Linked DNA regions of Homo sapiens: region 1 is linked to region 2. A link is an interaction called in ENCODE POLR2A ChIA-PET data of the cell type or tissue named here. Cell type or tissue: B cell. All regions are shown on one strand. Links, peaks and the distances in the headings refer to the core of each region. The heading gives the core; the rest is flanking DNA. Region 1 overlaps CDK2AP1 (cyclin dependent kinase 2 associated protein 1). Region 2 overlaps MPHOSPH9 (M-phase phosphoprotein 9).

Region 1 (5,367 bases), core at 49-5,048, 90 kb before region 2:
TGTGGGTCCTGGGCAAGGGCTGTTGCAGGACCCGGAGTCCTTGCCTTGGTACAACTGGCTGAGCTGACTCCTGGCCTCTCTCTCCCCACCCCACAGCTGGGAGTGTCCACTCGCCTTCCACCAGCATGGCAACGTCTTCACAGTACCGCCAGCTGCTCAGTGACTACGGGCCACCGTCCCTAGGCTACACCCAGGTATGTCAATGGGGGTGATGGCATGGTGGGAGGGCCAGGGGGAGACATGCTTCCCACCATCAGAGGAGAGAAGTTGGTGGAAGAGACGAAGGAGCAGAAAGGATGGGACGGAGCTTTCTCAGCCCAAGGCCCTGGCTGCGCTCCTGCTCAGAACACATCAGAGTGGAGGGCACTGGGGACTGTGCTTCGCGGGGACGTGTGAGGTGGAGGGGACAGGAGAGCACCAGGAAGGGGCAGCAGCCCAAGCTGTGCTGAGGCTCCCACCCCACGCGTTCCTCCAGTGGGCCTCCTCACTCCTCTTTCTTGGGCAAGTGAGGCCTGACCTTGATGCTGGCTCTCCAAGCTGGGACAGAAGATAGGGTCAGTTCCCACTTGCTCTCCACGGGCGCGGGCCCAGCAGAGAGGAGGTGGCCCTGTCTTGAGAGCCCAGCTGCCTTTTGTCGAGGGCCAGTATTTGAGAGTGTGGCCTGGGCGAGGCCGCTCCCTGGTTCCACCACTTTCCAGACTGTGACCCCCCACTTGGTAACTGCCCAAGACCCGGGCTCCTCATCAGCCCAAGGGTGATCCTAGTACCCCCAGCCCAGGCTGGCGAACAGCAGGAATGGGGCCGCCACCATCTCAGCTGCACCCTACATCTCCAAGGGATGAGCCGCCCCGGGGAAGGTCCCAGCGGGAAGATGCTCTCCCTGGCTGGGCCCCAGCACCAGTGTTCTGAGGTCGCTATGGAGCCTGTTCCTCGCCAAGTGGGCGGCTCCCCGGCCATGCCCCACCAGGCTGCCCTGCCCCAGGAGGAGAAGCAGGTGTGGGCCTGTGAGCGGGACCGGCTGAAGAAGCGGTGGCTGTGGGAGGCCAGGCAGAGGGGCAGCCGGGAGTTGGCAGTGCCACGTTCTGGCCATGCGACGGCGGCGCCAGGACAGGCGGGAGGCCCGTGAGGCCTGGAGGCAGTGCCGTGGGGAGGCAGAGCAGCCGGAGCAGGACGAGGACAGGACAGAGCGCGAGGCCAGGGGACAGAGGCGGTGGTGGAGGAGGGGGGAGGCAAGGACCTCGCCCAGGGAGCTGGCGTGTCTATGGGAGGAGGTGGCCAAGGGGAGGTAGCCTGGGCTTGTGGGCTTGCGGGCTTGTGGGCTTGCCGGAAGCCCAGCCTCGCTGATCCGGGTGCTTGCTGTGGGGCTCCCAGTGGTGGTGGGAGGAAAGGTTTTCTGGGGGTTGGGCCCTGTTGGTGGGAGGATGAGAGAAGGGAATGCATTCCAGGCTCTGGCTGGGCCATGGCGGATCGCTGTGGTCCTGGTGGCCCAGGTGTGGCCTCTTGTCTCCCCACTGGCTTGGAGGCTTGGCACCTGGGATGTGCCCTCCCATCCATCTGCATCCTGGGAAATGCTGTTTGGACTCTTTTGTGCCAAAATGAGCTGTTTCCCCTGTTTTGTTCATTGGAGATAATAAAGTTGCTTCCTGGAGACGACTGGGTGGCCTCCCTGAGTGTGTGAGGATAGGAGGGTGAGGACCATCTCCCTAACTTGTAGTTGTCCCCTAGAATGGGACGTGCCTTGGCCCAGCTGAGGTGGCTGCCCCAGAAGTCTGAGGCTGGGCTGCGTTCCCTATCCTGACCGGCCCGGGGCCCTCTCCACCCACCTGCCTGTGGCCTTGGGGTCAGGCTGCTGAACCCTTTTTTTTTTTTTTCCCCCGAGATGGAGTCTCGCTCTGTTGCCCAGGCTGGAGTGCAGTGGAGTGATCTTGGCTCACTGCAACTTCCACCTCCTGGGTCCAAGCAGTTCTCCTGCCTCAGCCTCCTGAGTAACTGGGACTACAGGCACGCACCACCACGCCCGGCTGATTTTGCTGAACCCATTTCTTTCTGATTCTAGGGAACTGGGAACAGCCAGGTGCCCCAAAGCAAATACGCGGAGCTGCTGGCCATCATTGAAGAGCTGGGGAAGGAGATCAGACCCACGTACGCAGGGAGCAAGAGTGCCATGGAGAGGCTGAAGCGCGGTAAGCCCGGCCCCGCTGCCCTGTCGGTGACCACAGTGCTAGACCTTTAACTCTGGAAAGACTTTTGGGGAAAATGTGGGAAGGTGGGCTAGGGATGAGGCTCACTCATGGGAGCTCCTGTCTTGTTACAGAGTTGCCGTCTGTGGTGGAGGCCTCAGGCAGGCGATGGGTCTGGTAGCGAGGGGCCTGGGGGGCTGGATGTCTTCAGAGGGGTCTTCTGGGAAGGGCAGCCCAGGCAGGGAGCCCTTCTTACCCTGTGTGCTGCCAGGGGGTCTGCTGGCTTTCAAGGGTGTGTTCGAAGTGCCCCCTGCCCCCGACCCTGCCTGGTCTGCTCCTGTGGGCCGACACTGGTCCTAGGGAAGCCAAGCTCAGGGTTCATCGGTGCCTGCACTGCCCTCTGCTGTCACCTCTTTGGAGGGAGACCCAAGGAAGTGTGTGGGTCTGTGCTAGGGTCTGGGGAGGGAGGCTGAGAGCACTTTGTTCTTTAATGGTTGGAGAGGGAGGGCAGGCAGGAGATGACAGAGCACAAGGGACTCGTGTTAAGGTGTGACTGTCCGTCTGATTTCGAAAGGACGTTAAATAGGTTGCTACCTTCTGAAATAAAAGGGGAGTGGAGGTAGGACAGGATTTCTATTTTAGAAGGCGACAGTGCAGCAGAGCCATAGCCCATGAACGCATTCAAGATGAGGGGAGACTTGGGGCTCTTTTTTTTTTTTTTTTTTTTTTTTTTTTTGGGAGACGGAGTTTTACTCTTGTTGCCCAGGCTGGAGTGCAGTGGTGCAATCTCGGCTCACCGCAACCTCCGCCTCCTGGGTTCAAGCGATTCTCCTGCCTCAGCCTCCCAAGTAGCTGGGATTACAGGCATGTGCCACCACACCTGTCTAATTTTTTGTATTTTTAGTAGAGACAGGGTTTCTCCAAGTTGGTCAGCCTGGTCTTGAACTCCCAACCTCAGGTGATCCACCTGCCTTGGCCTCCCAAAGTGCTGGCATTACAGGCGTGAGCCACCACGCCCGGCCTGGGACTTGGGGTTCTTAAAAAGGCTGGAGAAGCAACCTGGGAGAGGAACATTCTTTTTTTTTTTTTTGAGATGGAGTCTAGCTCTGTCACCTGGGCTGGAGTGCAGTGGCACGATCTCGGCCCACTGCAACCTCCGCCTCCCGGGTTCAAACAATTTTCCTGCCTCAAGCCTCCCGAGTAGTTGGGACTACAGGCGTGCGCCACTATACCCAGCTAATTTTTGTATTTTTAGTAGAGACCAGGTTTCGCCATGTTGGTTGGCCAGGATGGTTTCGATTTCTTGACCTTGTGATCCTCCCGCCTTGGCCTCCCAAAGTGCTGGGATTACAGGCGTTGAGCCACCGTGCCCGGCCTGGGAGAGGAACTTTCTTTGGTTGTAAATCTGTAGCATAAATGGGGGCTGTAGTTGAAGTTATGCCCCAGTGACACGAGGGCCAGTTGAGGACAGGCTGCTGCCAGGAGCGGGGTTGCTCTGGAGTTTATGAAACCTTTGTGAAGAGGTTGACGGGTCTCAAAGCTAGGTTGGGACTACCAGGGTTAGAGGATGTGATTGAAGAGGGCCTGGGGGAAGGGATGCAGAGCCCAACCCTGGTCTCGCCTGGAGAGTTGGGTGGTCCCAGGGCTGCTCTCCGGTAGCTGGGGTGCTGCTTACCTGAATGGAAATTCCTGGGAAGATGCTGGGTCCCAGAGTCCAACAGGTAATTTGCAGTCACCCAGAAAAGGCACTGGTTCAAGTCAGCAAATGCGTACAAACTGCCAGTCTTTTAGTAACAAGGAAGACCTAGTGCTACCCCTTGGCCAACAGCCAAGCCCAAGCTTACCAAGCTCATGTCACAGCAGGGTGAAAACACGTCATAGAGGGGTCAGGGAGTTAGGAGCTAGGAGCATTGTAGGTAGGTTGGCAACTACAGCCCAAGAGCCAGGAGCCAAGAATAGTGGTTTTTTTTTGTTTTTTTTTTTTTTTTGAGACAGAGTCTCGCTCTATCACCCAGGCTGGAGTGCAGTGGCGCGATCTCGGCTCACTGCAACCTCCGCCTCCCGGGTTCAAGCAGTTCTGCCTCAGCCTCCCGAGTAGCTGGGATTATAGGCGCCCACCACCACGCCCATCTAATTTTTGTATTTTTAGTAGAGATGGGGTTGTACCATGTTGGCCAGGCTGGTCTCAAACTCCTGACCTCAAGTGGGCAACCCGCCCCGGCCTCCGAAAGTGCTGGGATTACAGGTGTGAGCCACCGCGACAGGCATGGTTCTTAATGGTTGAAAAAAAAAATGATTTTGGGACGTGTGAAAGTTATCTGAAATTCAGACTTAAGTGTTCATAAATAAAGGTTTGTGGGTCCAGGTGTGATGGTGCATGCCTGTAATCCAGCAGTTTGGGAGGCTAAAGCCAGGAGCAACATAGTGAAACTCCCATCTCTACAAATAATGATAAAACAGCCAGGCATGGTGGTGCGTGCCTATAGTCCCAGCTTCTCCGGAGGCTGAGGTGGGAGGATCACCTGATCCTGGCAGGTTGAGGCTGCAGTGAGCTGTGATCGTGCCACTGCACTCCAGCCTGGGTGACAGGGCAAGATGCTGTCTCAAAAAAAATTTGAGTGAAGTAGTTGTGTCAGAGACTGTAGCCTGCAAAGCTCAAAATATTTGCTGTCTGGTCCTCACAGAAAACATTCTCCAAGGCTCTGAGTTAGTTTCTAAGATTTGTGAGGTGATGATGTGGGATGTCATTCCCAGTGGCCTCTGGGAGTCATGTATTAGAAGGAATAGAATCCTTAGTGTCTATTAAAAGATCATATTTCATGAAGTTCAGTAGAGGCAGAAAGAAAAAAAAGGTAAGCACCAAACCACAGAGACAAAAGACTGGGGAAGATTCATCGGGCAGAAGGTAGCTGCAGTCTTGTGGGGTTGTCCCCGTGGACCCAGGGTCCCGCGTGGGTAGTAGTCAGTTCTCTGCGCCCTCACGTGTGCAGCTGAAGCCATTCTCTTGCTTACTTACGCCGGTCAAGCCCTGTCTAGAATTCAGACTGAAGAAGCCAGAGAAAAATCTCCATAGTGGGTCAAGCAAAAGAATTTGGGTGGAGACATGTCTTTCATCCAACAGTGTCGTGGAAGGACAGCTTGCTGGTGCACCTTGAATGCAGGAAAAAATGTTTAGAGAGACAGGAAG
Region 2 (5,367 bases), core at 231-5,230:
TGTTTATGGACTTGCAACTCTTTTTTTGTGTGTGACGGAGTCTCACTCTGTCGCCAGGCTGGTGCGATCTCGGCTCACTGCAATATCCACCTCCCTGGTTCAAGTGATTCTCCTGCCTCAGCCCCCCGAGTAGCTGGGACTACAGGTGTACACCGCCATGCCCAGCTAATTTTTGTATTTTTAGTAGAGACAGGGTTTCACCATATTGACCAGGATGTTCTCCATCTCTTGACCTTGTGATCCACCTGCCTCCGCCTCCCAAAGTGCTGGGATTACAGGGGTGAGCCACCATTCCCGGCCATGGACTTGCAACTCTTTTACCACCCATTTTTTAGGAGGGTCTGTTAAATAAACTGTGGTTGAGCTATATTTTACATTTGTTGAAATGTACTTAATTTATCTTTATTGCTTTTGAATTAGAATGATTTCAAAACTTGAAGCTCAGGTCAAGCAAGTAGAACATGAAAATATGTTAAGCCTTCGTCATAATTCTAGAATTCACGTGAGACCCTCGCGTGCCAAGTAAGTTATTTCATTTACTCTCTATAAAGCTAGAAATAGGTGCATGCTTTTATTAAGACGAGAAACTCATCTGTCTAAATCATAAGAAAGTCCGGGTTAAATGTCATTACAGAACTTAAATGTGTTAGATTAATTACTGAACATTGTAAACCCTCTTATGCAGAGGCATTTGCTAAAATGAGGAAATATCTTAGGATCAAATTGGGATCCTTGGAATGTATTTTGTTCTTTGCCCAGCTGTGTGACCTTAGGCAAGTCACTTACCTTTTTTGGAATTCATTTTTCTTATCTGTAAAAATAAGGACAAGGGGCTAGAACATCTCAAAAGGTCTTTTAGCCCTAAAATTTCAGACATTTTATTCCTATGTTAATGGAAGGAACTATGAAGATGGATCTTCATTAGGTTGTATGGGTTTTCTTTCTAGTTTTTTTAGTTCTTTCAGAATTAGCTTGGCTATAATCTCAACATTGTCTTGGTGATACCCTTACAGAATACATTATTTTTATATTAGATCTGAATTTTATTATGATTTGGGTGTAAATAAAGAATATTAATAAGTAAATAATAACTTTATAATGACATTTATTAGAAAAATGATTTTAAATTGTAATTTGTGACCCAAGTTGTAATTGTCAAATGAGGAGCTTTTTCTAGGGCCGGGCACAGTGGTTCACGTCTGTAATTCCAGAATTTTGGAAAGCCAAGGTGGGAGGATCGCTAGAGTCCAGGAGTTCGAGACCAGTCTGGGCAACATGGCGAGAGCCCATCTCTATAAAATAAAATAAATTGTAAGAGAAGATTTTTCTAGGTCTTTGTTAATTAATCTTAGTAGAACATAGGAAATTCTTTTTTTTTTTTTTTTTTTAAAGAAAAGATGTAAGTAACAAATTGAACATTTGAGAGAGATAAAAGAGAGAGCTTCGGGTTGGGGACCAGGGAAGGCCTTTCTTTAGAGGAGGCTCATAAGCAGAGGAGTCACCTGTGCATAGAATTGCTGGAGCAGGAGGTGTGGGGTGAGGGATGGGAGGGTGGGCAGGGTGGGGTGTCTGGGAGGTGGTCCATGCAGAGAAATTGCCTTGGTAAGTCCTCAGGTAGGAAAGAGCTTAGCATATTTGAAGAGCCTAAGGGAGGTTAGTGTGGCCTGAATATTTCCAGCAAGAGGCAAAGTTGCCCTAGATGAAATCAGAGATTGACCATTTATAGCTTTCTAAGCCGTGATCAAGAGTTGGATCTTGGCTGGGCGCCGTGGCTCACGCCTGTAATCCCAGCAGTTTGGGAGGCCGAGGCGGGCGGATCACAAGGTCAGGAGATCGAGACCATCCTGGCTAACACGATGAAACCCTGTCTCTACTAAAAAATACAAAAAAAATTAGCCGGGCGCGGTGGCTGGCGCCTGTAGTCCCAGCTACTCCGGAGGCTGAGGCAGGAGAATGGTGTGAACCCGGGAGGCGGAGCTTGCAGTGAGTCGAGATTGCGCCACTGCACTCCAGCCTGGGAGACAGAGCAAGACTCCGTCTCAGAAAAAAAAAAAAAAGTTAGATCTTGCCCTAAGTCCATTGGGAAGCCTTTGAAGGTTTTTATGTGGTAAAATGATGTTATCTAATTTTTATTAATGTACCTGCCATGAGAAGATGGAGAAGGAAAGAATGGAAGCAGGAGACTAGTTAGTCTGGTGCAGTGCTAGGAGAGAGGTGGTGTTAGCTAGGTGGTGGTCACAGAAATAGACAATAGAGACTCTTCGGGAGAGATTCTAGAGGTAGGATCTATAGGATATGGTTGTGAATTGGATGGCAAGGTAAGAAAGGGAGGTGTTGGAATAATTCCTTGGTTTCTCTCTCAAACAACTAAAGGTACCTAGTTCATGTGTTGAACTTAGGGAAGAGATCAGAATTTCCATCTTGAATATTTTTGTTTGAGATTCATATCGATTCTAAGTGGAAATCAAATAGGCAATTATAAATGAGTTTGGAGCTCAAAAATAAGGTTTTAGGATGGTATGATAAATTTTGGAGTCATGCCGGGTGCGGTGGCTCACGCCTGTAATCCCAGCACTTTGGGAGGCCGAGATGGGCGGATCACGAGGTCAGGAGATCGAGACCATCCTGGCTAACATGGTGAAACCCCATCTCTACTAAAAATACAAAAAATTAGCCGGGTGTGGTGGCGGGCGCCTGTAGTCCCAGCTACTCAGGAGACTGAGGCAGGAGAATGGCGTGAACCCGGGAGGCGGAGCTTGCAGGGAGCCAAGATCGCGCCACTGCATTCCAGCCTGGGCAACTGAGCAAGACTCCGTCTCAAAAAAAAAAAAAAATTGGAGTCGTCTCTTTCTAGATGGTGCGTAAAGTTGTAGAATGGATGTAAACTGAGTGTGTTTAGTGAGAAGTAGGCCTGGGGCAAGAACTCTGACACTGGTGTTGGATAGAGAGAGCTGGCAAAGGAACCCGAGAAAGCGCTGCCAAAAAGCTAGAGGAAAACAAGCAGCCACCGGTATTGAGTGCAAAACCCAACTTGTGTTTCCCTGTGCTCTCACACCAGCACAACAAAAATAGACTCAGAAGACTTTTGTGACCCAGAATGTGTGACATTTCTCCTCACCAGCAAGCGAGCAATCAGTTCTTCATGGGACCTAGCTGGGTGGCCTCCCATTCATCTCTGATACTATCTACCCAGAGATAGGGTCAGATCCCATAAGCTGAGGGCTCAGTCCCCAAGACTTCCCATTTCAGACACCATTTGCAAGTCCAGGCCTCCAAAACGTCTAACCAACTGGCTTCAAGTTGAGGTTCCCACAGCCCTCTCTTTGGGTTTGATTAATTTGCCAGAGTGGCTTATAGAACTCAGAGAATCATGTTTACCAACTTATTACAGATGATATTTTAAAGGATACAAATAAACAACCAGTTGAAGAGATACAGAGTAAGGTCTGGAAGGATCTCCAGCACAGGAGTTTCTTTCCCAGTAGAGCTGGGGTGTGATGCCCCCTCAGTGCGTGGATGAGCTCTTGTTCAGCTCTCCAGAAGCTCTGGAGCCCTGTCCTTTTGGGCATTTTATGGAGGTTTCATTGGACAGGCCTGATTGAAGCTTGGACGACTGTGTTGAAATGTGATTGGACAGAAAGGATGTGATCTAAACCCAGCAAGGCCTTTCTGTTCAGATCCTTCTTGGCCTCTTTGTGCAGCATTCCTTCCCCCAGAGGATGAGGCAGGACCCTCTCTGATTCGAACAAGAGTCTTATGACCCATAATCAGATTAGAGTCCTACCCTGGTAAGGTAAAAGGAAGACAGGAGAAGGTTAGAGATTCTGTTGACTGCAACAAGGGATATGAAAGTTATGAGCCAGGAATTGTGAATGAAAACTGATGTATAATATATGTCATAATCTCACATTGCTGCTTGAGAGATCAAGGTGAAGACTGCAAGGTCTTTGCAAGCTGGAGGCTAATGCTTAGTGAACAGTCTGGATAGAGTGATAACAGTAGAAGCCCATTCAGAGGGTACTCGAGTGAATGCAGGCTGGGCGTGGTGGCTCACGCCTTTAATCCCAGCACTTTGGGAGGCCAAGGCAGGTGGATCACTTGAGGTCAGGAGTTTGAGACCAGCCTGGCCAACATGGCGAAACTCCATCTCTACTAAAAATACAAAAATAAGCCAGGCATAGTGGTGCAGGCCTGTAATCCCAGCTACTCGGGAGGCTGAGGAATCACTTCAACCTGGGAGGCGGAGGTTGCAGTGAGCCAAGATCGCACCACTGCACTCCAGCCTGGGTGACAGAGCACCGCTCTGTCTCAAAAAAAAAAAAAAAAAAAAAAAAAAAAGTGAATGAAAACCTGAAAGTCTAACAGCTGGAATATGGAAAATACTGTCATACACTCAAGCATGACACTGCATCATGACAATGCAGGTGGCAGAGACCGAGTTGGCAGACCCCAGCCTGTGGGGCCACATGTGGCATGAACTACCTGTTTTTGTGAGGCCCCTGAGTAAAGAATGGTTTCTACATTCTTACATGTTTGGGAAAAAAGAATATTTCATGACACATGAAAATTGTATGACGGACTGGGCGTGGTGGCCCACACCTGTAATCCCAGCACTTTGGGAGGCCAAGGCAGGTGGATCACCTGAGGTCAGGAGTTCGAGACCAGCCTGGCCAACATGGCAAAACCCCATCTCTATTAAAAATACAAAAATTAGCTGGGTATGGTGGCATGTGCCTGTAGTCCCAGTTACTCAGGAGGCTGAGGCAGGAGAATCGCTTGAACCTGGAAGGCGGAGGTTCCAGTGAGCCAAGATTACACCACTGCATTCCAGCCTGGGTGAGAAAGTGAGACTCTGTCTCAAAAAAAAAAAAAGAAAGAAAATTGTATAACATTCAAATTTTAGTGTCCACAAATACAATTTTCATGGAATACAAGCTTATTCACTTACATAGCATCTACGGCAGCTTTTGTGCAACAGCAAAGTGGAGTAGTTGCAACAGACACTGGCCCATAAAACCTCAAGTGTTTACTCTCTGGCCCTTTACAGAGAGAATTTGCTGATCCTCAGCTAGACGGTCAACGTGGATTAATCTTAAGGACATAATATGGAACAACAAAAAACTAGTTGCAGAAGAAATAGGATACTATTTATATTGACTTTAGCATGTGAAGCAATTTTGTATTTCTTATGGGTTCATGCAAACATAGTAAACGTATGAAAACGTGCATGGGAATGCTGAACACAAATTTAGTATAAATGGTTGCTTTTGGGAGGGAACGAATGAGATTGGAGAGGTGCACAGGGGCTTTAGTTGTCTTTATAGTGTTCTACTCTTAATTTAAAGAATATATAACCAAGATTTATAA

What was found. Peaks named below come from ENCODE experiments on the same cell type or tissue, not always from the same donor. Only the 100,000 strongest peaks of a DNase experiment are listed, where the experiment ranks them.
Region 1: POLR2A ChIA-PET joins it to region 2 with 9 read pairs; 6 of 35 experiments call an interaction of 5 or more read pairs at or near these places.

The regions. Positions count from the first base shown.
Region 1 is chr12:123,262,012-123,267,378 of GRCh38, reverse strand. It overlaps CDK2AP1 (cyclin dependent kinase 2 associated protein 1), which reads left to right. Exons shown (of 4, transcript NM_004642.4): 2 at 97-194; 3 at 2,057-2,183. Among named protein-coding and RNA genes, the nearest start is that of CDK2AP1, 7.2 kb to the left of the region's middle. RefSeq lists a silencer at 2,149-2,341. In B cell, for the core only: no CTCF peak of the experiment used is centred there; a DNase peak (open chromatin) is centred at 2,598.
Region 2 is chr12:123,171,843-123,177,209 of GRCh38, reverse strand. MPHOSPH9 (M-phase phosphoprotein 9) reads left to right here. Exons shown (of 24, transcript NM_022782.4): 16 at 421-522. Among named protein-coding and RNA genes, the nearest start is that of PITPNM2, 23 kb to the right of the region's middle. RefSeq lists a silencer at 3,841-4,041. In B cell, for the core only: no CTCF peak of the experiment used is centred there; no DNase peak of the experiment used is centred there.